Regions from separate parts of the Homo sapiens genome. Here region 1 is linked to region 2. A link is a loop called in an ENCODE intact Hi-C map of the cell type or tissue named here. Cell type or tissue: heart right ventricle. All regions are shown on one strand. Each heading gives the region's core, and the rest is flanking DNA. Links, peaks and the distances in the headings are about the cores only. Region 1 has its middle 8.4 kb from the start of GUCY2F. Region 2 has its middle 130 kb from the start of ACSL4.

Region 1 (15,518 bases), core at 148-8,147, 370 kb before region 2:
ACAAAGAAATTCCATTCTTGTTTAAAAGTCACTCCCCATTTCTCTCCTCCTCCTAGCCCCAGGCCACCACTAATTTACTTTCTCTATGGATTTTCCTATTCTGAACATTTCATATAAATGGAATCATACAACATGTGATCTTTTGCGAGTGGCTTCTTTGTTTGAATGAAAGAAGGACATGGATGAAATTGGAAATCATCATTCTCAGTAAACTATCGCAAGAACAAAAAACCAAACACACTTTGTTTGAAAAACAAACCGTTTTCAAGGTTCATGCACGTTCTAGCCTGTACCAGTACTTCATTTCTTTTGTGGCCAAATAATATTCCACTTTTTTGGGTATACCACATGATCAGTTGATGGAAATTTAGGTTGTTTCCACCTTGGGCTATTATGAATACTGCTTTTATTACTTTTGTGTAAAAGTTTTTATATGGACATATTGTTTTTATTTCTCTTTGGCATATACCCAGGGAATTGCTGGGTCATATAATAACTCTATGTTTAACATTTTTTGAATTGGCAAACTGTTTTCCAAAGTATATGCACCATTTGGCATTCCCACCAGCAACATATGAGGGTTCTTTTTTGCCTACATTCTTACCAACACTTGTTACTATCTATCAGTTTTTTATTTAAGTATGACAGGCATTTTATATGTACATTATACTTATATGTACATCTTTATGTTCACAACAACCATGAAGGTGGATATTACCCATTCTTTCCATTTTGTAAATGAGGATGCCAAGACTGAGATAAATTAGGCAATAATCATACTTACTGAGTGCCAATGATGTGACAGGCATTTTTGGAAGCCCTGTCTCCTTAGATCTTCACAGTGACCCCACGAGATAGATACTATTTGAATTCCCAGACATCCAGAGAGGTTACAGTAACTTACCAAAAATCACACAGCCACTGGTCAGTAGAGACAGAATTTGAACTCAGACACTCTAATTCTAGTAAGTAATAGAGCCAGAAAATTTAAACGCAAGACTATTTGGCTCCAAGAAAGCTCACGTTTATCCTTGATATATTCCACTAATGCACCCTTGTGCTATCCCTCCAAAGACTGCTTGCACTCTAATAGAGTCTCCAGAAACACACCGTGACTACCCAAAGGAAACAATCCCTAATTGTAGAATTTCAGGTGACCTGATGGAAATACTGGTGCAAGTGAGGGCCCCAGTTAGCATTCTCTATGTAGTGCTGCATGGTGCCATGAGCAACCCCAGTATGGATTTTATGAGAAGGTTCTGATGAGGACTAGGATGTTCAAGGGACCATCATTCAAGGAATGTTCCAAAATCCTGAATAGACATAAGATTCTAAATTTATAGGTAGAAGTAGCTGGGAATTAGCACATAAATAAAATTTCTAAAGTGAATTTGCTTCTTTTGATTAAGAGTTCCACAAACACTTGTTGCTCTACGGACTTTACATATACTAGCTCAATGGATCATCACAACTGTCCTATGGGGTAGGTATTATTATCATCCACATTTTATAGATGAAAAACTGAGGCACAAAGAGATTAAGTAATTTGCCCAAGCGCATACAGCTAGTTTCTGGTGGAGCCATCTGTGAAAATAAGTACTCTAGCTTTAGAGTCAGGACTCTTAACCACTGCCTCTTAATCACAGTATGGGGGTCATTGGATTTATCCATACACTCAAGAATTCCCATTAGATCTCTAAGTTTTAGTTATAGTATAATTAAAGATGATTTTAGAACAGAAATCTAAAACCATTTGGGGTCCTCATGAATCTAAAATTATACAGATACTTCAAATCCATTCACGAGTACAAACTTAAGAATTATTCCTATACACCTTTTAGAACTGCTATGTCAGAAACATCAGCACACTGTATGATTAAGTATTGACCTTAGTGTTCTCATGGACTTACAACACCAGAATGTTCACGGATTCTACTACATGTTGTTGGAACTCGTATCAGTTCCTGTCTATGTTTCCAATATCAAAGCCTAACAATTTACAAAATTTCATCTTCTCTGTATGATCTTTACTCCCTAAGGTGCCATGGAATGAAAGAATCCAAAATAGCACCCTCTCCCTCCACAAAACTGTGAAGCCAGTCACATCGATTGAGCTTTCCTCTTAACATTAGTTGCAAAGAAAAAAAGTAGCGCTTTTACATTTTATATATACATATATTACTACTAAACACTACAGGGAACTCCTAATTACATACATCATGGGAAATGGCCTTACATAATATTAGCCTAGGATCCTTGCATTCCTTTGGAGACTAAGATGCAGGGCTGGGGCATGAGGTATAAAAATGATTCAGAATGGTGTGCTTCTAGTTAATCATCCAGAATAAGGCTTGGACAAGTAGCTCCTTGTCCTGGGGGAAGTGAGAACCTGGGGAACAAGGGAGGTGATGGACAAAGATAAATTAGAATGAGAGAGGAAAACTACAAGAAAGGATGTTAGGCAAACTTACACATTTTGCTTCATTCCAGTGAGGGCTCTGAACTGTGATTCTCGACCTTCCTTTAGATTTTTCACCTAACCCTACCTGACAGAAAGTTATTTTTCTGATTCAGTAGTAATAACAAAATTCTCCGTCTGCTTATAGTACTAAACAAATACTTATAGTACTCAACAAGGCATATATTGTTTCATAAAAGTAGAATAGCTTTGGGCAACAGGCAAAATGATAATTTCCAATTTTTGAGCATCTCCTTTCAACTGGCACTGTTAGCCTTACTTCATTTATTTCTCACAGCATCCCTAAGAGGTAGGGAAAATTCTTATTCTCACTTTAGAGATACAGAAAAAAAAAATAAAGTACAGGAAGTTTATGTGCTCTGGCCAAAGTCACACAGCTGATACATGGTGGAGCCATGATGCAAATTCAGGTAGCATAGTTCCTGGGCCTGACGCTGAATAACTTTGCTATACTGCTTCAGGATGCAAAGAAGTTATTGAAGTGTATTACGCTGTATATTTACAGTATACGTTATTTTGTTGACATATATGTGTGTGTATTTATGGCATTATAAATGAGTTTGCTTTTCTTCAGTTTTGAGTGGAGAAGTGACCCAGCTTTCTGCCACATTCAGCCCAGAAAACGTGACCCGAATAAACCTCAGTGCTGCCCTCTAGTAGTCAGCTCCCACACTGAAAGTAAAGCCAAGGTTGTAATGACACCACGCGGCCGCAAGATGTCAATATTTTAACATTATTATCAAACTCCTCTAAGATCAATTTTTTTTAGAAATTAATACGGGTTGCCTGATTGTTGTAAAACTATGTTAGAAAATTCAGAACAGTAAAAAACAGAAAAAAATTTTTGCTTTTATTGAATCCTGTATTTTTCCAAAGTTATACTCAAACCAGGTATACAATTTTGTAAACTTATTTTTTTAATTTGACATGGAAACATACCTATGTTCTCACTAAGGGCACAGGATTTGGAGTCAAGCTGACCTGCCTTCAAACCCCATCACCATATTCCCTAGCTGTGTGACCTGAGGTTAATTACTTAATTTCCCTAAAGCCCTAGGTTTCCTCAAATGAAAGAAATTATGATAAACAGAACTATTTCCCAGCACTGTTGTGGGGATTAAAAAGAATGATGTACATTAAGTGTCGCACACGGTGGGTGCTCAAAACATGGCATTTCTTTAGACCATGCTAATCCCATGGCACTCTTGTTTTTAGAAGCTCCACTCTACATTTTATCACATATACTTTGACATGTACACACCCCATATCCCATGTCAAATAAGTATATATTTTGCTAAAAATTTGAGACGATTTTAAAATTTTGCCTTTGAAATTTATTATCAGTTATGCTTCTTAGCAGAGATTATATATACTAAAGAATTCTTACCAACTGATACAATCTAACCAACCATTTTTCCAATGTGTCAAAATTGTTCTGAACACAAAATGAAATAATCTATAAAAATGATGAGTTACATTTTTTGACATTTACTTAGACATTTATAGACTTTAATTTTGCAGTTATCTTCATATTTTGAAGCCAATAACTTTTGTCAGGCTTCAAACCCCTTTGGCAGATCCTTGGGAAGTTCATAGGTCTTAGGCATTTTCCTTGTAGTGCTCAATGGATTAAAATAAAAGAATCTGGTAAACATTATTACCACTTCACTTATGCATTATTTTATGGCTACAGAATATTTAATTTTGTATATGTTCCAAAATGTACTCAATCATTCCTCTAGTACTTAGGTTGTTTCCAAATTTTCCCTATTATAAATGATGCTACAATGCATATCATTAAATATAAACCTCTTTTCAATATAATAGGATTATTAATTTATGATAGAGTCCCAGAAGTAAAATTACTGAGTCAGAGTGTATGAATATCAGTAATGGTTCTTAACATGTATTGTCCAATGACTTTCCAAAATATTTGGACCAATTTATGCTCTCACCAATGGTCAATAAAATAAAAGTGTCCATTTTATTGCCCTGTCACCAGCTGCAGATTGTCTCAAATTTACATTTGTCAATTGTATAGGCCAGAAAAAGATATTTGGTATTAACGTCTATTTTTCTATTACTATTGAGTTATTTAAAAATTATTTTCTCATAATTTTATAAGCCATATGCATTTTCTGCTTTGTGAATCTTCTCTTTGTCTCTTTCCCTGCTTCTAAGGTCCAGTGGTAGACAGAGGATTCCCCAAAATTAGTGTCTTTGCACAGTCTTATGCAGAATCAGGTAGTTAATAATACTATATAGTGCTTATAAACTGTGCTAATACTATGGATTGGCTTGCTTCACTTCCATTACACCCCGGAATCTTCTGTACCTAAGATTTGCCATGTGGATTAGATGTCACCAAGTAGATGCACTCATATGAAGTTTGGCAGTTAAAAGTGGGCTGAAAAACTATGTGTATATATGAGGTTTTCTGCAGTGCTCATTTTCCACCTTCCTAGGTCTCAAGAGGAAGTGATGTGCTACCCCCACCAAAGTCAACAACAGCAGCGTCCCCATCTGGTTTCTAATCACTGGGTCACAGCTATTGGATGCTCTTCATCTAGATCCGTAGGTATTCAGAAACAGCTGCAGCAGCTGCAGAGGAGAAAAGAGCAGGTTTTTGATTCTGGCAGAGCTCTACTGGTGACATCAAAGATAGTAATTCCCTTAAAGTTTCAGTTCTGTATTTTTCTGGAACTACGCTTGTGAAATAGACCGTTAGACCTTCCAGCAATCTTGTAAGTACTCAGTACCCTGTTTTAAATTCCTGCCTGTAAATTGTTAGGAACTTTTTGGAACATAATCTAACTGTATATATTACAATATAAAAATATGTATACACTTTGACCTAGCAGTTGTACTTGGAAAAGTCTCTTGCACGGTAATAAAAGCATTAGCATGTGTTTTCACAAAGATATTTATTGCAGTGTTATTTTAGTGGCAGAAAACAACCTGGAGAAAACCTGAATGCCCACCAATGGGGGGGTGGTTACATTCATTACAGAACATCCATGCTGTGGAATACTATAAATCAAACTAAAAAATTTAAAATTTTTTTTAAAAAGGAAAGGTTGTCCATTTATTGATCTGAAAGTATGCCATGATACATTTAAGGAAATGGTCTGTATAATTCCATTTTTGTAATTAAAGAGGCAAGAGCATTCCCTTCTGCTTAAGAAACTTACAGTGGTTTCTGTTTTCTGCCCTGAACCCTGACTGGTACACACACTGTCATCATTATCATCATTAAACGTTATATATCTGAGGTGGTGCAAACAGCCGGTTTCTCATCCAGTAATGAATCTCATAAATAAAATAAATATACAAGAAAATTCTTGGAGGCCCAATACTTATTAAAATATTGTACCACACAAGGGACTTCTGTTTTAAGATAGAGCAACTTGTAGCAAACTAATGCTGTTGCTGCAAACAACTAGAAAAATCAGGTGAAATACTCCCCAAAAAGTTCCTTTTTGAAGGCATCAGAGAGCCAGGCCTTGAGAGGTAAGAACCCAGAAAGAAGGGAAGCTCATGAAAATAAGCCCAACTTTCTGCATGTTGTTTTTCCCTTAGGGTATTTCTCAATTCTTGGTCCAGAAACTGGGTAGAGGGTGACTCCTATGAGGCAGAGAAGTCAACAGAGCTTTAGGTAATATCACAGAACTCGGAGTATAAAAATTGAAGTTTAAGGTCTGCCAAGGCCAGCCAGGATTTGAACAGCCATGAAACTGCAGAGAGAAGCAGCAAAGGAAAGTGAACCTGACACAGCACAACTTTTCCACTCCAGGAAATTGCCAATTAAGTTGCACAGGGCAAAAGATTATAAAGATTATAAGCCCTGCAGAGTGGCTAAAAAGTAGAGCGGAGTTTCAGGAAGATTCACAGAGCTGAAGATGCAAAAATTGGAGTTCAGAACTTCTCAAGGAGATGTGTCCCTGGGAAACATCTATCCCTGGTTCTCATTTGGGACCCCTGGAGAGCTATATCCTAGGAATAGAGCAAACTAGAAATAGGTTGAGTCTAGCAAACACTGCAAACCAGCCTCAGGTCAGCTCAGTGGCTGAAAGGATTAAGATAATTTGCCCTTCCGCTGCCTGGCAAAATATAGGGTGAATCCGCTCTGGAGCACATAAGATCATCTAGAGTCTATATACTTTTTTAGGCACAAAGTCTGGCACTCAGTGAAAAATTAACTAATGTACCAAGAAACAGCACCAAGAAGAAAAAAAAAAAAAAGCAGGCAACAGGAACAGACTTAATGACCAAGTTATTGCAGTTATATGACATGGGCTATAAATATTCAAGAAAATGAAGAACAATGTGGAGAATTTCACCAGAAAACTAGAATCTATAAAAAAAAGAATCAAATGGAAATTCTGAAAATGAAAAATACAATAAATGAAATTAATAATTCAATAGTGGGCCACATAAAGTCTAAGGTTCACCACTACTTTGTTTTGTTTTGTTTTGTTTTGTTTGAATTACATAGTCTTCTTAATTGGTGTCTTTTTTTTTTAATTATACTTTAAGTTTTAGGGTACACGTGCACAATGTGCAGGTTAGTTACGTATGTATACATGTGCCATGCTGGTGTGCTGCACCCACTAACTCGTCATCTAGCATTAGGTATATCTCCTAATACTATCCCTCCCGCCTCCCCCCACCCCACAACAGTCCCCAGAGTGTGATGTTCCCTTTCCTGTGTCCATGTGTTCTCATTGTTCAATTCCCACCTATGAGTGAGAATATGCGGTGTTTGGTTTTTTGTTCTTGTGATAGTTTACTGAGAATGATGATTTCCAATTTCATCCATGTCCCTACAAAGGACATGAACTCATCATTCTTTATGGCTGCATAGTATTCCATGGTGTATATGTGCCACATTTTCTTAATCCAGTCTATCATTGTTGGACATTTGGGTTGGTTCCAAGTCTTTGCTATTGTGAATAATGCTGCAATAAACATACGTGTGCATGTGTCTTTATAGCAGCATGATTTATAGTCCTTTGGGTATATACCCAGTAATGGGATGGCTGGGTCAAATGGTATTTCTAGTTCTAGATCCCTGAAGAATCGCCACACTGACTTCCACAATGGTTGAACTAGTTTACAGTCCCACCAACAGTGTAAAAGTGTTCCTATTTCCCCACATCCTCTCCAGCACCTGTTGTTTCCTGACTTTTTAATGATCGCCATTTTAACTGGTGTGAGATGGTATCTCATTGTGGTTTTGATTTGCATTTCTCTGATGGCCAGTGATGGTGAGCATTTTTTTCATGTGTTTTTTGGCTGCATAAATGTCTTCTTTTGAGAAGTATCTGTTCATGTCCTTTGCCCACTTTTTGATGGGGTTGTTTGTTTTTTTCTTGTAAATTTGTTTGAGTTCATTGTAGATTCTGGATATTCACCACTACTTTGTATGATATTCTGAGTACCGGTTATGTTATTCCCTCTGGAAGACTCCCTTCCCGCATTGTGTGTAGCATTCAGGGACTGCCAATCAATATGCCCTGCACCCCTCTGATCAAGAAAGTGGCGGGTACTAGGTCCAAACCAAGTCCATTGGATTTGCCTAAGAATCTGAATCTTGAGCTAAGCAATGCAAAGATGAAAAACAGAGCTGATTCATAATGCCAATGGTGCCCTGGTGATATGGTTTGCCTCTGTCTCCCCACCCAAATTCAACCTTGAATTGTAATAATTTCTTCATGTCAAGGGCGGGACCAGGTGGAAGTAATTGGATCATGGGGGTTGTCTTCCCCATGCTGTTCTCATGATAATGAGTGAGTCTCATGACAGCTGATGGTTTTATAAGCATCTGGTATTTCCCCTGCTGGCACTCATTCTCTCTCCTGCCGCCCTGTGAAGAGGTGGCTTCCGCCATGATTGTAAGTTACCTGAGGCCTCCCCAGCCGTGTGGAACTGTGAGTTAATTTAACCTCTTTTCTTAATAAATTACCCAGTCTTGGGCATGTCTTCATTAGCAATGTGAGAAGGGTCTAATACACCTGGAAAAGTAGCTCATTAGTTCCCTCCATATAGATCCTGGATAATGTCATGATTTCCATCTTTTTTGAGACCTGCTGGTTTAATTATTCCTTCTGCAAGCTAACTCATTGTCTTCCAAATAAACTCCTTGACTAGCCAGTGTATTAATTTGGGTAAGTAATACATCAACTGCCAAATTTCAGTGGCTTTAAAATATAAGCCATTTCCCATTCATGTCCTACCCAGAGTGGGTCTACTAAGGGACCCAGGCTCTTTCCATTCTTTGGCTCTGCTCTCTTCTAGGTCTTAGAAGTCCTCTGCATTCAACTGGCAGGATAAAATGTGGGAGATTTTTATGGAAAATGGCACATATCACTTCTGCTCACATTCCATTGCCCAGAACTTAGATACATGACCATACCTTGGTGCAAGGTAGACAGGGAAATGTAATCTAGATGGTTGTCCAAACAAAAGAGGAGAACATTATTATGTATGAGCACCTGCAGTCTACATACCACAGCCAAGGTCAGTTCTGTTACTTGCTAACAAAGGACCATAATCAATACAGATAGATAGGATTTTAACAGAGCTTAAAGAGGAGAACAACTCAGAGAGAGGAACTGGTGTAAACAAAGAGAATAGAGCATCATGTGGTTTGGCTGGAATGTTGAATGCATGATTGGGAGCAGCAGGAGACCAGCGTAAGAGGTAGATAGGGTCTTGAATGCCAAACTGAATTCTGTAGGCCAGGAGTTGACAAACTATGGTCTGTGGGGCAAACCGAGCCTGATCCCTGCTTTTGCAAGTAAACTTTTGTGGGAACACATTCACATTCATTTACTTATGCATTGTCTATAGATTATTTTCTTATGCAATGGCAGGACTGAGTAGTTGCAACAGAAAATACATGGCCCACAAAGCCCAAGAATACTTACTATCTGTACTCTTACATAAAAAGTTTGCCAACCTCTGCTACAGGCAATTGGGAACCACTGAAGGAAATTGATTAGATGAGTGGTACGTAATATTAGAATGGCACCACTGCATAGAGGTAAACTGGAATGTGTGAACCAGTTGTTTGGTTTGGCATAAGGGATCAGAGAGAGGGGTAACGTAAATTACTCAGGGAACTACTACAACAGTCTAAGAAGTAAAAATAGTAGTTACCGTTAATTGGGTGGCTACTACTTGACAAGCACTGTGATATGTATTTTGCAAGCATTATAAAATTCTATCTTCACAAGAACCCCATGAACCACATACTTTTTATTTCCATTTTACAGATGAGAAAACTGAAAATAATACAGATTACATTACTTCTTAGTCTCTTTTACTGGCTCTTCTTCCTCTCCCTCCTCTTGGGAGGGCAGCATTCTGCATGGTAGTTAAGAACATGGATTCCAAAACAAGACTGCCTATGTCCAAGCCTCAGTTTTACCATTTGCTTTCTATGTGAGCTTGGGAAGTTATTTAACCTCTTTGTGCCTCCGTTTCCTTATTAGTATAATGGTGGTAAAGATCAAAATGATACTTCCTAGTGTTTTGGTAAAGGATTCAATGAATTACTCTATGTCATGCACTTAGGACAGTGCCTGGCACTTAGTAAGGCCTGTAACACATTTGCTATTATTTTTCCCAACCTCTGAATCTTGGCATATTCCAGGAATTGGTCCAGGACCCTCTTTTCTTCTCTAGCCACACTTCTGTCATGACTTTGTCTAAGGTTTCCATCTCCCATGACACTTACTTTCCCACTACCCTGTTTTGTTTTCACTGGGGCACAATCTAAAAATACCTTATTTACTACTTTGTTAACATATTTATAATCTATCTCTCCCACTTGAATGTAGGCTTCATGAAGGCAGAGACTTATTGTTGTTTATTGCTGAATCCTTAGGGCCTAGAACAGTACCTGGTGCTGTTAATGCCCAATAAGTATTCATTGAATGAGAAAATGAACTCAGCCAAGTAAGTGGCAGATATAGAATTGAAATCCAGGTCTGACTGAAGCCAATACCTATCCCTTCATCACCATGCTATATAGTATAGTAACCATAAAAACAGGAAAGGGTGGATTCAAGAATCATTTAAGAGGTAGAATTGAACTAACAGTAACTGATTTGATGGCAGTGGAGGTGGGAGCGGAGGAGGACTTGAGATTTACACCTGGATGACAGTGACAGTAGTGTTTTAAAATGCCTTTTCTTTGAGTGTAATTGACTTTTACTCATGAGAAGAGGACCCTTATCCCTGAAATATCTTAGAACTGAGTTAGGAACATGGCAGGAAGCACACAGTCTTGGGGAGACAGGGACAAATTTCATTTTTGGAAATGTTAACTTTTAAGTGGTATAGTAGGGAGATGCAAAGGCAGAGTTGAAGCTGAGAAGAGAAATCCAGGCTACAGCTATAGATTAGGGGTTAATCAGCTTAGAGGTAATAGTTGAAATCCTAGTAATGGACTCTAAGTAAGCACCTACAGTTAAGGGAATTAGAGAAGGAAAGGGGCAACATAGAGAGGAAACAACGAGAAGGGACATGTTAGGGTCCCAGCAAGAAACAGATGACATATTCAAAATAGGAAGATTCAAGAATGGCTTAATAAAGAAATTGTTTACAAAGGTGTGGGCAGGGTGCAGCAAAACCACAAGGGATAACACTCTTAACTGGAGATATTAAAACCCTTAGGCTGGAAGGACTGAGGGAAGGGAGTAATTACCAGAACTCAAAAAAGTCATGTAGAAAGGACCACTCGGAAAAGAATTGTGACCTTTTAACAAAAGGTCCATCAACAAATGGACACAGCCATCTCACGGTGACCCAACAAGAAAAGAGCTGAATGTAATAAATAGCCTAAGCTCATTATTTTCTTTATGATATCCTGCCATGGTCCCCATGGGCAAACAAAAATAGAAACTAACTAAAGGAAAGGAAGCCTGTTGATATAATCCATAAAGATCACCCTCTCAGGGATGAAAGCAGAATAAAAAAAAGGTAGAGAGTGGCTCTGGAGGAGTAAGTGATACATATCTAACATAGTGCAATCCTTTTGCCCCTCAGTGTCCACTATTGTTGTTCACCTAGGTGAAGAGTTTGTTTCCCTTGCACAGGACACACAAAGACCCATAGCTATTGCATGATCAAAGGATGATGTCAATTGAGTTGCATTCCCAACTGAAACCTAAAACAATCACACTAGTGCTCTTCACATAAGGCAGAGGGTATAAAAATAGGACTTTTAAAAGTAACATAAAAAGTAGCTGCTATAGTATCTGTTTTTGTAAACTGCTTAAGTAATCAAAGCTACCTTCTTCCACTACCCGCCTCATAATTCCCTTATCTTCTGCCAGCATACAGGCTCGATGGGGCTCTTAAACTGGTGGGAAAAACAAACTCTTTAGATCAGTGGCATATGAGTATGGTCATATCTATATTATTGGGTTGTCCCATTTCCAATTTGACCAGTACTATGGGGCAAAGAAGTACAGGAGACACCCCAGTGAATACGCTGGGTTCCAAACATACTCTTATTTTTCCCATGTGTAGCAGGAACCCAATTTTCCCCTAGTAAATGGGATTAGTCACTCCAGACAACACACTGACCTGTTGGTTCAATAGCACGGTGTCTCCAAAATGACCAAGTGATATCGCAGCTCCCAATTAATTGGAAACATCCTGACCATGTATCCTGGTGTAAGCAATCCTCTCTTAGCACTTTAGCTCCCTTGGTGACTCCAAACACACCAAGTCCAAGCTTGCAGATACAGGAAGATAACATTCTTTAAGTGAATTATTGGATATTATACTGAGAAGGGCCACTCCTAATTCCACTCCTTGGTTATCATACCTATACATTCTGGCCATGGGTTGCTTTTAAGCATAAACTGTCCTGCAGGATAACACCCCAAGCTCACAAAGTATTGTCTCTCAGAGGCTGCCATAAATGAGCCTTCAGCAGGCCATTACACATTTTATGAAGACAGCTATTTCTGGATGAAGGAGTACATAGTAAGACAGTGAATTCCATGGGTATGAGCCCACTGCGTTATTATTATTATTATTTTTTGCCATAAAGTGAATTTCTGGTCAAAGAAATGTTGGGTGGGTGTATTAGTGAGGGTTTTCTAGAGAAACTGAACCAACAGGATATGTATACCTAGAGAAGGAAAGGTTTATTTTAAGGAATGGGTTCATGTGATTGTGAAGATACAAGTCCAAAATCTACAGGGTAGGCCAGCAAACTGAACACCCAGGGAATAGTTACGGTCCAAGTTTAATGGCACTCTGCAGTCAAGAAATTATTGCTTGGGGTAGGATAGTTTTGTTTTATTAAGGCTAATTAAATTTGATTCACTCGTACAATGGAGTGTAATCTGCTGTACTCAAAGTCCACCAATTTAAATGTTAATCTTATCCAAAAACACATTCACCAGAAACATCCAAAATACTGTTTGACCAACTCTGTGAGCAGCATGGCCCAGCCAATTTGATACAAAATTGTTTTAATTTTTGTGGGTACCTAATTTTTTTAATTTTTAATTTTTGTAGCTGTTTATATTTATGTGGTACATGAGATATTTTAATACAAACATGTAATATATGATAATCAAATCATGGAATATGATGTAACCATCCCCTTCAGAATTTAACCTTTGTGTTACAAACAATCCAATTATATTATTTTAATTATTTTAAAATGTACAATTAAATTATTATTGAATATAGTCACCCTCGTGCTATCAAATAGTAGGTCTTATTCATTCTTTCTAACCATTTTTATACCCATTAACCATCCCCATTTCCTCTTTCCCACTAATTTCCCCCCGCTACTCTTCCCAGCCTCTGATAACCATTATTTTACTCTCTATCTCTGTGAGTTCAATTGTTTTAATATTTAGCTTCCACAAATAAATGAGTACATGCAAGGTTTGTCTTTCTGTGCCTGACTTATTTCACTTAACATAATGACCTCCAGTCCCATCCATATTCTTGCAGATGACAGAATCTCATTCCTTTTTATGGCTGAATAATACTCCATTGTGCATATAAATGTACCACATTTTCTTTATCCATTCATCTGTTGATGGACACTCAGGTTGCTTCCAAATCTTGGCTATTATGAATAGTGCTGTAATAAACATGAGAGTGCAGACATCTCTTTGATATCCTGATTTCCTTTCTTTTGGGTATATACCTAGCAGTAGGATTCCTGGATCATATGGTAGCTCTATCTACAGTTTTATGAAGAACTTCCAAACTGTTCTTCATATTGGTTGTACTAATTTACATTCCCACCAAGAGTGTACAAAAGTTGTCTTTTCTCCACAACTTCTCCAGCATTTGTTATTGCCTATCTCATGGATAAAAGCCATTTAAACTGGAGTGAGATGATCTCTAATTGCAGTTTTGATTTGCATTTCTCTGATGATCAGTGATGCTGAGCACCTTGTCATATGCTTGTTTGCCATTTGTATGCCATCTTTTAAGAAATGTCTATTCAGATCTTTTGCCCATTTTTTAATTGGATTATTAGATTTTTTCCTATAGAGTTGTTTCAGCTCTTTATACATTTTGATTATTAATCCCTTGTCAGATGGGTAGTTTGAAAATATTTTCTCCCTTTCTGTGAGTTGTCTCTTCACTTCATTGATTGTCTGTTTCACTGTGCAGGGGCTTTTTAACTTGATGAGATCCCATTTCTCCATTTTTGTTTTGGTTGCCTCTGCTTGTGAGGTATTGCTCAAGAAATCTTTACCCAGACCAATGTCCTGGAGGGTTTCCTCAAATTAATAGATTCATAGTTCGAGGTCTTAGATGTAAGTCTTTAATCCATTTGGATTTGATTTTTGTATATGGTGAGAGATAGGAATCTAGTTTCAGTCTTCTGCATATGGATATCCAGTTTTCCCAGCACCACTTATTGAAGAGACTGTCTTTTCCCCAAAGTATGTTCTTGGAAACTTTGTCAAAAATGAGTTCACTGTAGATGTGTGACTTTCGTTTTGGGTCCTCTATTTTGTTCCATTGGTCTATGTGTCTGTTTTTAGGTTAGTACCATGCTATTTGGTTACTATAACTCTGTAGTAAAATTTGAAGTCAGATAATGTAATTTCTCCAGTTTCGTTCTCTTTGCTCAGGACAGCTTTGGCTATTTTGGGTTTTCTGTAGTTCCATATAAATTTTAGGATTCCATATAAAATTTAGGAATAAGACCTACTATTTAAGACCTACTATTTGAAGCCAGCACATATCCAAGTTTCACACGAGACCCATAACATTACTCCCTGGGTATCACTGTTGGTTATTCAGGGCCCAAGGACTCTTTAGTCAGCAGCTGATGAATCTTGCCCAGACTGGGTCCTTCCCTTCAAGGCAGCAGGTTCCCTTCTGACCCAGGGTGTGTCTAAAAATGTCACCCAGGAGCTGAAGCCTGGGATGGGGGTCTCACGACTCTGTCCAGTGCCATCTTCTACTGTGGCTGAGCGAGTATCCAAGATGCAAGACAAAGTTCTCTTTATGCTTCTCTTTCCTCTCCACAGGCAGAAGGAAGGACTCACTTTTGTTGATCTGAGTTGTGTTGCCTGGCACTGGGAGAGGGGTAATATAAGCACTCGCCCAGCCACACCATCTGGTGTCTCCCTAGGTCACATGCAGACCAAGTCCACTGACTCTAAGCCCAGCACAGCATCAATGCTTGCTTAAGAATTGCAGTCCTTGTGTCCTAGACTGTCTTTCAAGTTCACTTAGGACCCTGTGATGGTTAATACTGAGTGTCAACTTGATTGGATTGAAGAATACAAATTATTGATCCTGGGTATGTCTGTGAGGGTGTTGCCAAAGGAGATTAACATTTGAGTCAGTGGGCTGGGAAAGGGAGACACACCCTAAACCTGAGTTGGCACAATCTAATCAGCTGCCAGCACAGCTAGAATATAAGCAGACAGAAAAATGTGAAATGAGAGACTTGCCTGGCCTCCCAGCCTACATCTTTCTCCTGTACTGGATGCTTTCTGCCCTCAAACATCGAACTCCAAGTTTTTCAGTT
Region 2 (15,518 bases), core at 3,184-11,183:
TAGCAACATGGATCCTTAAGCTAAAAAAAATTACTACTTTGTACATGTTAGTTGTGCAAAAATAAGCAAACACAAAAAAAGCACAAAGAGGAAAATGTTAAGTAACTATACATTCAACCACTACAAGATTATCTCCATGTACCACTTAATGGTTTTAATTTTTCCAAAATTCCACCTATGCCTTTTCATGCTTTCTTCCCCCTTGGGGTGGCAAGCTCCCCAGAGCCATCTCAATCTGATTCATAATAGTGCAGTAACTTCTGGTTATTAAAACTGGCCCATTCTGGTTCTGAAGACTTTGTTCCTTTTGTTTTGCAACTTTAATCTCTTATTTGATTCAAAGTTCTCCTCCTCCTCACTCCCTCTCTGTGCTTTTTGTCCCACTCCCTTTGTGGTACATGTGTACTTCTAGTGTTGGGGTCAGAGAAAGAAAGAAAACAATTCACCACTGCGAAGGCTATCATTTGCCACCTCCTCTCATCAAATCTGCAATTGGGCTGTCCCTTGCATCTTCTAGCTGCTGGCCTGTCTCTGCATTTCTCTGAAGCTTGTGCCTCTTGACTCCCTGCTGTGTGTATTTTTCTTGGGAGTAGGGTAGGGCTGGAAAACCCATAGCTCCCAATCTCCTCCAGGGCCCTTGTTTCCATACCTCTTGGACACCAGAAATTCAAGGAAAATATTTTTTGCTTCCTATTTACCTGGCAACTCCATCACCCTATTCTAGAGTTCTTGACCCATTTCCAGTGGCTCTAGGCCTAGTCTGCAAAGCAGGATTGGTGATTAAGCACAAGTCTAACCACTGCTGTTCTCTGAGGCCTCTCTCTAGTGGTGCACTGGAACCAGCTCATCCCAGCTCATGAAAGTCAATTGTTAAATTTTCTGAAAATGTGTTAGCCAGTTGATGGATGTCACATTGGTAGCTTGAAATTGGCCATGGTGGGAGTGTTTACACAACATAGATACCTCCAATGAGTTGTTAAACATTTACCAGCACACCATTGCCTCTCTTTCACCAAGAAGAGGAGTAGTAGGGATAGGAATAGGTTTCTCTTCACCATCATTGCAGTTTTCAAAAGGCAACCTCTATTCTCTTTTCAGGCCAACTCTTGATGGGTAGCTGGGGTGGAGGTGATGATAGGGTCAGTTCAGCTGAAATGGGACCTTTTTAAATAGCTATGGGAAGTGGCTGGCCCTGATAACTGGGGCTATTAGATTGCTTTTAATGGCTGCCTACCATTTCATTGTATCAATGCACCATGACTTTTGGAATCAATCTCTCATTTTGGACATTAGATTATTTCCAGTCTTTTACTATGTTAAAGAATGATGTAAAGAACATACTTACTGGGGCCGGGTGCGGTGGCTCCTGCCTGTAATCCCAGCACTTTGGGAGGCCGAGGTGGGCAAATCACGTGGTCAGGAGATCGAGACCATCCTGGCTAACATGATGAAACCCTGTCTCTACTAAAAATACAAAAATTAGCCAGGCGTGGTGGTGGGTGCCTGTAGTCCCAGCTACTCTGGAGGCTGAGGCAGGAGAATGGCGTGAACCCAGGAGGTGGAGCTTGCAGTGAGCTGAGATCAGGCCACGCACTCCAGCCTGGGTGACAGAGCAAGACTCCGTCTCTAAAAAAAAAAAAAAAAGACCATACTTAAACTGGGGGTTGGTTGTAAAGAGTACCAAAAAAAAAAAAAAAAAAAAAGAGAACATACTTGTACAGAAATCTTGTGTTTGATGAAATAAGCCATCAATAAATGTTGGTTATTATTACAATTATGATAATAAAGAGGAGGATTTTTAAGTAAAGTTTCCAGGCTCAGTTGAGGACATGGATGATACTTATCATACCTTTCCACTTACCTTTCTCATCAACATCCTTAATTCTGGCAGTCAGAATTATATCCCCCAGGCAGGAAATTGGAAGCTTCCTCTCTGGGAAATTTGATTGGCTTAAGAGAAAAGGCCCACAGATACCAATAATTGTAGGGTCTCCCAATGAAGTGGCCAGGTCCACCTAAGGACATAAGGCTAATCAATCAATAATTGCCCCCCCGCATCTCCCCACACACAGATTTTCAGTTTCCACACTCCTAAATACAAATGAATAATTAAGAATAGTGAAGCATTGGCGAAAAGTCTTTAATAGAATAAAAGAATATGAAACACACATTGAAAAAAGGAACTTGGAAGAAACAGAAATAATGTAGGGAGGAGAAGAAGCCATAAAATCCCTATAATTAACATTTTCAGAGAGATGCATAGATACATCATGTCCATGAAACATGGATGCTAGAAATAAAAAGAAACATTCTAAGAATAAGAATGAATTCTGTCTGTGTCAGGGTGGTGCATGGTCCACATTGAGAAACAGAGATGCTCAGGCTGTGCCCTCAAGATGACCAAGTGGGAGACAGAAGCACCAGTGGTGGCAGAAACCCCTGACATCAAGTTCTTTGGGAAGTGGAGCACTGATGATGCACAGATCAGTGACATTTCCCTTCAGGATTACATTGCAGTGAAGGAGAAGTATACCAAGTACCTGCCTCACAGCATAGGGCTGTATGCCGCCAATTACATCCACAAAGTGTGATGTCCCATCATGGAGCATTTCACTAACTCAATGATGATGCATGGCCACAACAGCAAGTAGCTCATGACTCTGCCTTGTCAAGCATGCCTTCAAGATCATCCACCTGCTTACAGGCAAGAACCCTCTGCAGGTTCTGGTGAATGCCAGCATCAAATGTGGCCCTGGGAGGACTCCACATATATCGAGCAAGCTGAGACTGTGAGACAGCAGGATGTGGACATGTCCCCACTGTACCATGTGAATCAAGCCATCTGGCTGCTGTACACAGGTACCAGTGAGGCTGCCTTCCAGAATATCAAGACCATCACTGAATACCTGGCCGATAAGCTCATCAGCATTGCCAAGAACTCTTCCAACTACTATGCCATTGAGAAGAACAACCTGGAGCTCATGGCCAAGTCCAACTGCTGATTTCCTGGCTGTAGCCCAATAAACCTGTCTGCCTTTCAGGGTGGCCCCACAAAAAAAAAAAAAAAGAGAAGAAAAGAAAAAAAAAATGAGCTCCTAAAAACTCAAACTACTTGAATAGAAATTTCTTACAATTAAAAGTTTACTTATTATGTATCTATGGATATATTTTTAATTAATCTCTAAGAATGTAAAACAAAAGTGCAAAGAGTTGGGGAAAAGAGAAAAAGAATAGGAGAATTAGAGAACAAATATCCATTAGGAATGCCCAGAGAGACAACAGAAAAATAGAGGGGAAGAAATAATCAAAGACATAATAAAAGAAATTTCCCTCCAAACAGAAGGAAATGAGTTTACAGACTAAAGGGCCAACTATGTATTTAGCACAATGACTATATGACACATAGAGACATTGTTGTGAAATTTCAGAATGCTGGGGATAAGGTCTCCAAAAATGTACCTCTCACTAACCATTTCTCAGGAAGCCACAAGAACATGTGCTCTACCAAGACAAGGGAGTGGTCAAAGGAATATATGGGGTCCAGGAAGTAGAAGGTTGAACACAAGAGAATGATAAAGAAAATTCCCAGGATGAAGGTGAAAGGAAAGCCCAGGAAGAAAGCTGTGCTGTAGGTTAGGGATAGGTAAATGGAAGGGTCTGGAAAGATGTATCCAGGAAAAAAGATAGAACCAACAAATTACCTGATATGTTGGCCATATTGAGAAGCATTTTAGAGTCCTTTTGGAAAGTATGGGGTTGGGTTAGTACTAATAGGCACACAAAACTAAGCTAGTGAAAAAGAAAATCATCATTAATTCTAAGAAAAACTACAGAACTGTGTGTATGTAAGGAAGGGAAAGGATTAGAAGGAAGCTAAATCATCATATCCCATACAAGAAGTGAATTTTTAAAAACCACTTAAAATTTATATATCATAAAATAGCAATATAAGCTATAATTCCAGAATTTAGAGTTGCATACCAAAGCAAAACCATAAACCAACCAAGAGAGATAAGAATGGTTGTCTCTTAGAAGTGGGAAACAGGGATTGGGAGGATGGAGGTAGCTGTTGTTTTTTTTTTTTCAACATAGGACTTTGGGGTACTATCTGTTCAACTATATGCATTTATTACTTTAGTAAGAGTAGTAACTGTTGAATAGTGTCTTGTGGAGTTTATATAATTCAAATAAAATTCTTAGCACACTACTTGAAGCATATAAGTGTCATTTATTTATTTAGACAGAGTCTTACTCTGTTGCCCAGGGTGGAGTCAGTGGCATGAACACCACTCACTGCAGCCTCAATCTCCTGGGCTCAAGTGATCCTCCCACTTCAGTCTTCCGAGTACCTGAGAATACAGGTGTACAACATCATGCCTAGCTTTTTTTTTTTTCCAATTTTTTGTAGAAATGGGGTCTCACCATGTTGCCCAGGCTGGTCTTGAACTCTTGGGCTCGAGCAAACCTCCTGCCTTGGCTTCCCAAAGTGCTGGAATTACAGGCATGAGCCACCTTGCCCAGCCAAACGTCACTATTTAAACTCCCTGTTATATAGTATGTACTAAAAAAACATAAAGTGGAAAGTAGTTATAATATTAGCTATAGAAAACTATGTTTATTTAATCAGGAAGGTCAACCGGCTCTATAGTGTTGGAAATCATGTAAGTCTTTGGCTTTCAGCCATTTTAGATCATTAGGGCTACTTCCTATCTTCTATTCACACACAAAAATTGAGAGCTTTACTATCACTTCCTTTATTCTTGTAAGTCAAGAAAGACAATTGTGCCTTTGTCCTTCTGACATTTAGCCCAGAAGTGAAATGGGCTACAACACAAATAAATGACCTGGTTTTGTTTTGTAAAGCACATGAAACCTTGATGTCTCAGACTGGATAGAGTTTTCTCCAACTTTGCAAAGGTGCTGATACTTCTATTTGCAAGGCTGAAGACACTGACTTTCCCTGATAGCTAAGCAACCAAAACTTTGAACTCTCAGGTTAGGGAAATGAAATCTGAAAAAACAGCTTAAGGATCTCCTATGATCTTCTCCACATCTAGAAGTGTACCTGGGGAGTTTTTTTTTCCCAAGACTTCCCACATCCAAAAATCTTAAATTCTGCTTTGTTTATTTGTTTGAGTTTTTTCTTTCCTTCTATTTAATTGCAAACTAGAACTATGCATTGAGACAGTTTGATTTTGATTAAAGGCCTAGTCACACACAATTTGGATAACATTTCCTATTCTCCAAAAGAGTCGAAAATTTGTAGAATAAAGAGGGCATATAGGTGGTGTCGTTTCCAATACAACTCTGGACTGTGGTGTCAAATTGTCCTGGGTTTGAGTCTCAATTCTACCACTTCCTGTCACCGTAAGCAAGTTACTTAACTTCTATGCCTCAATTTTCACATCTGGTAAATGGAGACAGTCATAGCATCCACTCTCTAAAATTCTTGTAAAGATTAAATGAGATATGGCATGATAATCACTTCTCACAGTGCTTGGTCCATAGTAAGCACCAGAAAATTGAAAGCAGTTTTCCTTATTCCTCTTATCTCTCTAGGAAATGAAACCAATCCTTTCTATTTGAGGTATGGCAATCAAAAGGTACCCAATCATTGGATAAAGAAAATGTGGTATGTATACACCATGGAATATTATACAACCATAAAAAAGAATGAAACCATGTCCTTTGCAGCAATATGGATGCAGCTGGAGGCCATTATCCTTAGCAAATTAAGGCAGGAACAGAAAACCAAATACTGTCATGTTTCACTTACAAGTGGGAGCTAAACATTGGGTACACATGGATATAAAGATGGCAACATTAGACACTGGGATCTGCTAGAGAAGGCAGAGAGAGAGGATGGGGGCAGGAGCTAAAAAACTGCCTGTTGGGTACTATGCTCACTACCTGGGTGACAAGATCATTCAAACCCCAAACCTCATCATCATACAATAAACCCACAACAAACGTGTACTCTCGAAATCTAAAATAAATGTTTAAATTACAAAAAAAGTTACCCAATTGAGCCTTAGATATATCATCCAAACTGGAAAAGTATAAAAGTTGGAGGTAGCCCAAATTATCAAAATTAATACTTTTCATTTCTTCATGGTAAAAGGAAAGCTATTTTTAAAAATTCAACTGTGGTTTCTCATCGTGTCTCTGGCGCCCACTAGTGGTAAAATACATGAATTTTCTCCCAGTTTCTGGGTGCATTTTGAAAATACGGCCCAATATTTAAGCTCTAAACTGGAACTGAGAGATAATTCTTTAAACTGCAGCTGTGATGTTTGTTTTTTTGACTCAAATCAAGATGTTACATATTTTATCTGTGTTTACCCTTACAACTCTGGCTGCTGAAAGCACGCACACGTGCACACACATTTCCTGGGTCAAATTCAGGTCAAACTTTTGAAAGAAAATAGTTCTTGTTTTAGACTTGGATTCTCTACTTAGACTGGGATGAAAATACAAGATGACCTAATGAAGAACTAACAACGCACCAGTAGTTACAACCTTGGAGATTACCAGGCCAGATCTATAGGAACCACACAAGAGCTGAAAAACTCCAACTACGGATTGGCACTGGTAGTTTACATGGATAACTTTGATGAAGAAAATAATCTTTCATAGCCTGCACTGAGGAACTTCTGGGAAAAGTCATTTGAAGTTCTGTTAATTATTCAGCAAATTATTTTCATATTTTACTTTAAATCTACATTACTTAGATTGTCTCTTTGTCATTGGTTGCTTGAGAAAGATTTAAAAGAGATCAAGACAACTACATTTTCAATTAAAAGACAATCATAAAACCTTCTAATTTGGATCACCATGCAACATCCGGCCTGGGGAAAAAGGAAAGGCCATTTCCGATTCCAGTGGCTTGAGAAATTTCTGACGTAAAAGTTCTATTAAATGTTTATTTAATCAAAAAGAATGACTAAATTCTTTGTTGTCATGCCTCATGTTGCTTCATGATTTTCTCTATTTTTTCCTTCTTTGTGTTCTTTACCCTATCTATTGCCATTCCTTTTCCCTACACCTCTCTCAAATCAATTCTGCTTTATCTTACAGGGTTAGGAATCAGATTTCAAGTTTCCTGAGACACCACCTCCACAGAACCATTGAATTTACATCATCATTAAATAGTGTATTCCAGAAAATATGACTAAATAACCAAAGTTGCCACGGTTTCAGAGCTTCTAGGAAGGGAGTTGCTTTTCTTGGCTCTGCTCTGAAATATGCTCCCCAACATGCCCAATTTTGCTTTCTCTTTGTCTGTTGGACAATGCAGCCTGCACCATATTCGCTACACCTCCCACATTGCCTAAGACCTCAATTATTGTAACCTTGTTCTATCTCTGCATATTTGGTAATTGAATAAAATAACGTATTGTACCCAGCAAATAGTGTCCTGTACCCATCCAGTGCAGAACACAGAATGCGCTGGAGAATTAATGGAGCACAGAGAAAACGTTCTAGCAGTGGGAATCATCTGAGAAAATCTTCAGCTAATGAGCTGGGAAGCTGGTTTTGCCATTTGGGATATGAGCCTCCCCAAACTACCAAAATGTGACTTTACTTTGCCTACTATGGATCATAATGATAACAAACAATAAAAAAAAGAAAAATCAACAAAGAAATAGATCCTAGGTCTCCCAAAATACAACTGAATAAAAGCTAGAAGACACAAAGGTATAAACCTTGCTTGTAAAATCTAACCCTACTTATAAAAGTTGTCATATTGAGCAGAAACTATGTCTTGACTGAATTTTTTGTATCTTCTCCCGAAGCCAGAAAAGTGCTCTCAATGAACTCAAGTGAGCGTTGACATGAACTTGATTGTCTCTCTCTTGGTTAGGGAAAAGTGCAATTACTGAAATGGTTGTGAAATTCTGGGACCAAGTTCGGCCCATTTCAGGCAGAGGGGTTACCCACTTCGAGGAAAGTGCTGAGATTAGCCCAGTTTCCTATGACTTCTGCACCACTTTAATTTCTGCTCATTACAGAGCAAGACCCTCAAGGGCTTTTGGAGCCCTTGAAGAAAGAATCAGCCACGCTTAGTAGAATTTTAGTGTTAAATGTGTTTTACTGTCTTCCTATTCTTTTTTAAATTGAGAATTCTCATACAGGACATAAGTAGTTCCAAGCTTACAAATAGAGTCAGTTCTAAAAATGTGTTTGTAAGTCAGTTTTTTGAACTCAGATTCCATTTCCCCAAGGATCAATAGTGTAAATGTTGACTAGGTTCCAAGTCCAACCTGGAAGAGTTTCTCTAACCTTTAATGTTGATGAAATACTGAATCTTGGCCAAAGAAAATAGCAGAAAATGGTTGTAGCAAAACCAATAATTAAATGAAGCAGAAATAAATTGAATAATTATTTTTTTCTCTAATGCTAATGCTTGGAGCAAAACAAGTTTAATTGTAGAAGAAGGTGGAAGTAGGTGGAGACTTTTGTAGCAATTTAAATTGGGAGGCTTTTGGGTTTCTTGAGGAGCTATGCACTCGCTGGCTCCGGTGCCTTATTCTGCTTTACTGCTAATCTTCCTCTCCTATTTCAGAGTGAGGTTCATGGTGCTCAAGAGTTGACCATCTGGCAATTAGTGGATCTTGGACTACCATGTTCAAACTCCTATTATTCGGCTTGTTTTATCACTTAGTTATTGCAGGCTAGCCTGGCGATTTGATAATCATACAGTTACGCATTTTTTAAATTTATAGTCATGTATTCTTTCATTTATGCCCACAGTGGATTGTTGGCTAAAGACAAGAAACACAGGACTGCTGTTGAAATGCAAGTGAATAAGGATGATAAGAATGATAGTGATTCTGAAAATTCGTTTTTGTATGAGCTGAATTGTGTTCCCTACCCCACAACAAATGCATATGTTGAAGTCCTAACTTCAAGTACTTCCGAATGTGTCTGTGTTTAGAGATAAGGTCTTTTAAGAGGTAATTAAGTTAAAATGAGGTCATTAGGGCAGGCCCTAATCCACTATGACTGCTGTCCTTATAAGAGGAGGAAATTTGAACACAGACACACACAGAGAGGAGACCATGAAGACACAGGGAGAAGACAACTATCTCCAAGCCAAGGAAAGAGGCCACAGAAGAAACCAATCCTGCCAACTCCTTGATCTTGGCACCTAGTCTCCAGAATTGTGAGAAAATAAATGTCTGTTGTTTAAGCCACTCAGTCTGTGGTACTTTGTTATGGAAGCCCTAGTAAACCAATATATTGTCTGAAACTGCTGTTTATCAGATTCCTAAGTGATAACAATCTGATTTTAAAAATTATATAGTACATTAAGCTATCTCTCACACTTTAAACATCAATGGCAAAACTAAAGGTATAGTAACAATTATATCTAATTTGGCTCTACATTTCTTGGGGAAAAAAGAATAAACACATTTGCTATGTTATTGGTGAAGAAAGTCTGGAGAAATAGTATTTTCTTCTAATGTCTTCATTTAGAAACAAAATACTAAAATTATGTAAATATGTGAACTTATCTTTACAATACAAAATGCAACAATTTCAAACAGCATGACATGAAAGCAGTTTTTGTCTAGTTTTGATGCCATAATACGTAACTGCTTTTGACATTTTAATATACATTCAGTCTCCAAATAAAACATACTGTAATATTATGTTTATAGTTGTCAAAAATTATGTTCATTTTGCATACTTTAAACAGTTTGCATCACTCAAATAAGATAAATCAATTTTTCCTATATTTTAAATAATATTAAAAATTGCATTAAAATGTATTTTTAAAATGTTAGCATTGTGGTAGGAAGCCTCTGAGATTGCCCCAGTGATTCCCACCTCCTGGTATTTAGGCCCTTGTGTAATCCCAACCCCATGCATGTGGGCTGAATCTAGTTACTTGCTCCTAAGAGAATATGGCAAAAGTAATGGGACTACACTTTTGAGACTAAGTTATGATTTCTCCCTTGCTTTCTTTTTCTCTCTCCTTTGCTCATTCTGAAGGAAGTCAACTGCCATTTTATGAGCTGTGAGCTGCCCTATGGAGAGGTCCACATGGTAAGGAACTGATGTCTCTGGCCAACAGCCAGAGAGGACTGAATCCTTCTAGCTACCACAGAAGTGAGTTTGGAAGCAGATCCTTCCCCAAGCTGAGCCTTCAGATGAGACCACAGACCATGCACTGCACCTTGATTGCAGCCTTCTGAGAGACCCTAAGCCAGAGACATCCAACTACACCATGCTCAAGTTGCTGACCCACAGATACCATGAGATAATAAATGTTGTCTTAAGCTACTGATTTTGGGGTAATTTGCTTTGAAGTAATAGATAGCTAATGCAATCTTCAATAATATAATGATCTAAAATAAAATACTTTTGTTTACCATTTATTTTTTATTATGGCAAGAATGAGAAAATCTCTGGAAAATCTTTGGGTTGTACTAGCCAGGAATGATCACAAAGGAAGCAATTATTTCCCCTAGACCTGAGTTACCTGAAGGCACTGGTTAAAAATTCAGATGTCTGAAGCCTACCCTGGAACTACAAGATCAGAAGATCTAGTGGATGAGTCCAGAAATCTGTATCTTAACAAATCCCACCCCACCAAGCAAATCCAATGCTCATTGAAGTGTGAGACTTATTTTTTTTCAGAGAGGCATTTATACAATTTAACTGTTCTCAAGCATGGCTGTGCATCAGATTCCTCTTGGGAGTTTATTCAATCCTGAATTCTACTCCAGACTTGTTGCAGCAGAATCTTTGAGGATAAGCCAAGGAATCTGTATTTTTAAGGCTGCCTAGTTACTTCTGAAGAAATTCCTTAATGACAAGCCAGGCCTGGTCAGGAAATGTCACTGAATCATTCTTGGCTTGTGCCACCCACCTATTCTGTCCTTAAACTTGGAAAATAATGCTTATACTATCTTATATCTTATCAGTCCTAGAGGCAGCCACCCACACCTCAGGTCACATGGGCTAAGAGAGAAAACAGGAGCCTGGGTTTGGGGGAAAGGCCCTTGGACTACAAGTGACAACATTCAGTGATATCAGGGTAGGAATAAAGCACATAAATGAGTATTCTACATATTCTACACTTCTGGAGGCACCTGCAACTCAGGTCACATGGACTATAAGAGAAAACAAGGACTCCATCACTAACAGTATCTGGAAATCTCCACGGTGGCACGATGAGGCATGACTGTCAAGCAGTTTGACCTGTTTAGTAGTTGGCCCCCGACCTTTTCTTTTTCCACTATATCCCAGTGAGCAGGCTAACGAGATTCGTGATAACAACACTATGCCTTATTTCAGGAGTCTTGTTACAGTCAAGTTCTGTGTTAAAGGCTTAGCATGCAAGGACTCATTTAATACATTAACCTTGTGAAGGAAGTACATCAGTAGTCTCCATTTTATTCATGAAGAAACTAAGGCTCAGAGAGGTTGTGTGGCTTGCCATGAGTTACAAAGCTAGAAAGTGGCAGAGCTTGAACTCAAACCCAAGTCTATTTGACTCCAGAGGCTGGGACCATAAGCATAAATTCTTTTATTTGTAAGATGATACCACTTGTTTCCTTTGGCTAGTTTGTTCACCACTTAGCCTAACAATGGCCACAACTGGAACTGTTTCTTTTATTTTAGCTTCAGGGCTTCCCAGGTTGGGTGTCGAGTTGATCTCAGCTGGCTGCCAGCCCTGGCTGTAAGCTCTGAAGATCCTCCAGATAAGAACTGTTCTTATAAATTCTGGCTCCTGGACTAGTTATGGGGACAGGATGAAAGGCTCCAGAGTAATCCTTTAAGCTCTCCTAGGCAGTTGCAAGGGTATCCATCACCAGACCTGTTGCCTGAGACACTGGCATTCCTGAGACCCCAGGCCATACAGATAGAGTGGCCGCTGGCTCTAGTATAATCAGAAACTAACTGTCTTGTTAACTCTTTGTTCTGGTGTCAAACTGACACTCATAATTAGCTTTGAAAGCAACATAGGGGCTATGGCTGGCCATTGCATAGGAGACATAAAGGGCAAGGAGGAGAAATGTACTCAACAGTGTCAGTGGGCAAGTAACTTCTCTCTCTCAGGGACAGACCCTGACTCTGGTGTCCCTCTCCTGAGTTTCCTTATGTATAGCTGGAGTAGGAATCACTCCACTGGGCTTGGGGATCCTACCTTGGCTCTGACCTGGCCCAAGGGCCTTCTCTGCTGGTGAGAGCCCCAAAGCTGGTGCTGTGCTCCCTAGCTGAGAGAACCCTCCCCTTCTGAGCCAGCACTCAAGGGCCTCTTGGAAAAGCTGCTTCTGTGAACCAGAGGAAACAACAGCCCATAAGAGAAGATTCTAGGAGTTCTCGGGTCCCAGTAATTGTGGAGCAAGAGTGTCCACAATAACTCATTTCCTAGCCTCTGGCAACTAGGGGGCATTGAAGATCATTTTAGCAGGGACTGGAAGAGAGGCTTCTCAGACTTATGTGATCCAATGGGTCAGATTTGCCCGGCCTGGGGATTAGCTGAGACTGCACCTACTCATAACCACTCACTTGGTGGATTCAGAAGAGAAAACAGAAATAAATCCTATGGGTCAGGGAGACTGGCTGACTATATCATAAAAGCCCATGCAAGGCAAGAGGTTCTTGAAACTTGGAGTTAACTGGGATCTGTCCTACTTCCCTGAAGAAGTTCTAAGCAATTGGCTTTGGAACTCCAAGGACTTAACAAATAAATCACTGGGAGACCAAAGCCATCTTGGTTAGTGTTCTGAAAACAAAGTTAGGTCAAGGTTCACACGTCAGTGTTAAACATCAAGGGCTAAGGCTAAGCTAGAGTTTCCTGGAGGTTCCTTGCAAGCTTTTGGGAACCTCAGAGAAGATACAGCTCACTTTCTGATGATTACCTTAAGCAGCAAGAAAGGCCAACTTTTAACACTCTTGGGCCTGAGAGCAAAATTTTAGTAGCTGCTCCTGAGTTTCCTCCCATTCCTCACACTTGATGCCTAGTTATTCATGGCCTAAAGTAAGACAGAAATGCCTCAGGGGCAGCATTTCTGAAGAAACAACCTAGGTTTGTGTCTGTGGGAACTTGGGGAATAACTGGGTCCCTGGAGGTTAAACAGCTACTGCTCCCAGGGCAGTTTTCCCAAGCATTGCCAGAATTTCTGAGCTGTCTTCAGATTGCATCTAAGAAGAGGGTGTCAAGTGACTTACTCCTAAAGGGACAAAAAAAGAGGTGGTAAGGAAGAGGCCTCAGAGTAGCTGTATCCTGTGCTAAACCCTAGGTAGTCCAGTCCCAGCACTCACTCTCAGTCCAAGAAAAATATAGCAAAATATAGAAGACATTAAAATGGCCTAGGTTGGGTGTGTGTGTGTAGACTTTCTTAGTTTCTATGTCTCCAACTCAGATAATGGTGACTGTTTATAACAAATCTCAGTTAAAGTAACACCTATGATTATGGATATAAGCCATTTCCTACCATCCTGGATAAGTGCTGCTTGCATTCAGAATGTGACTAAAACTATCATGCCTAACTTGTTGCATTAGATTTATGGGATTATGGGATTTTGTTCCGGGACCTGCTAGGTCTAATTAAAGTGTTAGGACTCCTAGGAGACCAGTTGTGGTTTGCACAGACAGGAGCTTGAAAACATGCTGCCGTGAATGTGTTCCCAGCTCTGCAGCAGTGGAGATGCAGTTGCTGGAACTGAGTGCTCCAGGTGTCAGTGTAGAGTTGTGGTCTTTGTCCTTGCTGCCCCAAATCCCCAATCGTTAATTTATTGGGTTTTGTTAGAAGACATTCCCACACTAAAGAACTCAAGAACTGAAGTGACTGTTCTTGCCTTGCTTCATGGCCCCTCTGTGGGCATGAGTTCTGTGCACAGAGCTCCTTCCTCCTTCCTTCCCTCCCTCTCTCCCTCCTTCCTGCCTTACTTCCTTCCTCCCTCCCTTCCTCCCTCCCTCCCTCCCTTCCTTCTGTCACAGGCCTGAGTGCAGCCCTGGAACAAGGACCATGATCCTGAGGGGAAGGGGATGTTTCTGGGAAGGGCCAGAAGAAGGGTGTCTTCTCACTCCAGGCTGGCATCTGCTACCACCTCACTCTTCAAATACTGGGGCTCGCCTGACTCTGTCCCCAGCCTTTGCCCTGGAGGAGTAAAATGGGACAAGAGAAACCCCATCCAGTCCCATGAGGTCAACTAATATCCCTTGACTGTGGTGGCTTTCCAGCCCCCATGTCTCGCCTGGGCTCAAAGCCAAGATTCCCAGTTTCTTGCTGGACATGTCCTCTATCTAGCACCCCAAACCCAACAAGTCCAAACAGACCTTGTCACCTGTCTCCCCTCACTCCCCCTCTCTACTAACAGTCTTGTGTTCCCTGCCTCAGTTGACAGTATCACCACGGACCCAAGCTGGAACCTCAGGGTCCTTGTCATCTTTTCCCTCTCCTTGACCCCATGAGAGCCAGCCCTGAGGTTTCTACCTATTGACATGTGCCCTGAGTCATCCCCTCCTCTCGGCTCTCACTGCCACGGTCGTGGTTCAGAGCCTGTTCCACTTCTTGCCCAGACCCTGGAGATGGTCTCCCAATTGGTCCGCATGCAGCTGGCCTCTCTTCCCTCCAATCCTTCCACACCCTGGTGCGGTAAGTACTGTCTTCCTGGTCTGTCCCACATCTGCCTTAATAAAAAGCTCCAGTGGCTCCCTCTTGCTCACAGAACAAAACCCTCAGCTTGGCCAATAGGGCTGTGAATAGCTGACTCCGAACACTCGTCCACTTGCCTTCTGCTGCTGCCTGTGGTGCGCCCAGCCATGATTGTCCCACCCTCTGGAACATGCAGTAGGCCCTGTCACACAAATATTGCTCCCTCTGCCTGGAATATCCTTCCCCTCCCTCCACTATTCCTTGTGACGAAACCTGCCATCACCCAAGATGCCTCTCAAGCCTCCTTCATCCATTAAGCCTTCTCCAACTTCTCCAGGTATGTTCCTCTACCACAGCACCCATTGGACCATGAGGGCTTATGTGTGCCTCGGTCCCTCCTACTGCATGGGGAGGACCCCAAAGGTTGCCTGGGACCACGTTGGGTTCTCCTTTGCATTCTCAAAGTTTAGTGCAATGCTTGATATACAGTAGGTGCTTGATAAATGTTTGTTGTTTAATCCCTTCTTATTCTACAATCTTTCATGTGTGTCCGTGTGAAGAGACCACCAAACAGCCTTTGTGTGAGCAACATGGCTGTTTATTTCACCTGGGTGCAGGCGGGCTGAGTCCGAAAAGAGTCAGCGAAGGGAGATAGGGGTGGGGCCATTTTATAGGATTTGGGAAGGTAATGGAAAATTACAGTCAAAGGGGGTTGTTCCCTGGTGGGCAGGGGTGGATCTCACAAGGTACATTCTCAAGGGTGGGGAGAATTACAAAGAACCTTCTTAAGGGTGGGGGAGACTACAAAGTACCTTCTTAAGGGTGGGGGAGATTACAAAGTACATTGATCAGTTAGGGTGGGGCAGGAACAAACCACAATGGTGGAATGTCATCAGTTAA

Evidence for each region. A loop is a pair of places that touch in the nucleus more often than their neighbours do. Peaks named below come from ENCODE experiments on the same cell type or tissue, not always from the same donor. Only the 100,000 strongest peaks of a DNase experiment are listed, where the experiment ranks them.
Region 1: a loop joins it to region 2, with 4 times the contacts of the local background. A loop is called at or near these places in 12 of 110 quality-filtered maps.

What each region holds. Positions count from the first base shown.
Region 1 is chrX:109,482,773-109,498,290 of GRCh38, forward strand. No RefSeq gene overlaps it. Among named protein-coding and RNA genes, the nearest start is that of GUCY2F, 8.4 kb to the left of the region's middle. In heart right ventricle, for the core only: CTCF peaks have their summits at 3,162 and 3,361; a DNase peak (open chromatin) is centred at 3,159.
Region 2 is chrX:109,850,918-109,866,435 of GRCh38, forward strand. It overlaps the pseudogene RPS5P7. Among named protein-coding and RNA genes, the nearest start is that of ACSL4, 130 kb to the left of the region's middle. In heart right ventricle, for the core only: CTCF peaks have their summits at 6,186 (motif pointing left) and 6,385; no DNase peak of the experiment used is centred there; H3K4me3 peaks cover 415 bases; H3K27ac peaks cover 1,755 bases.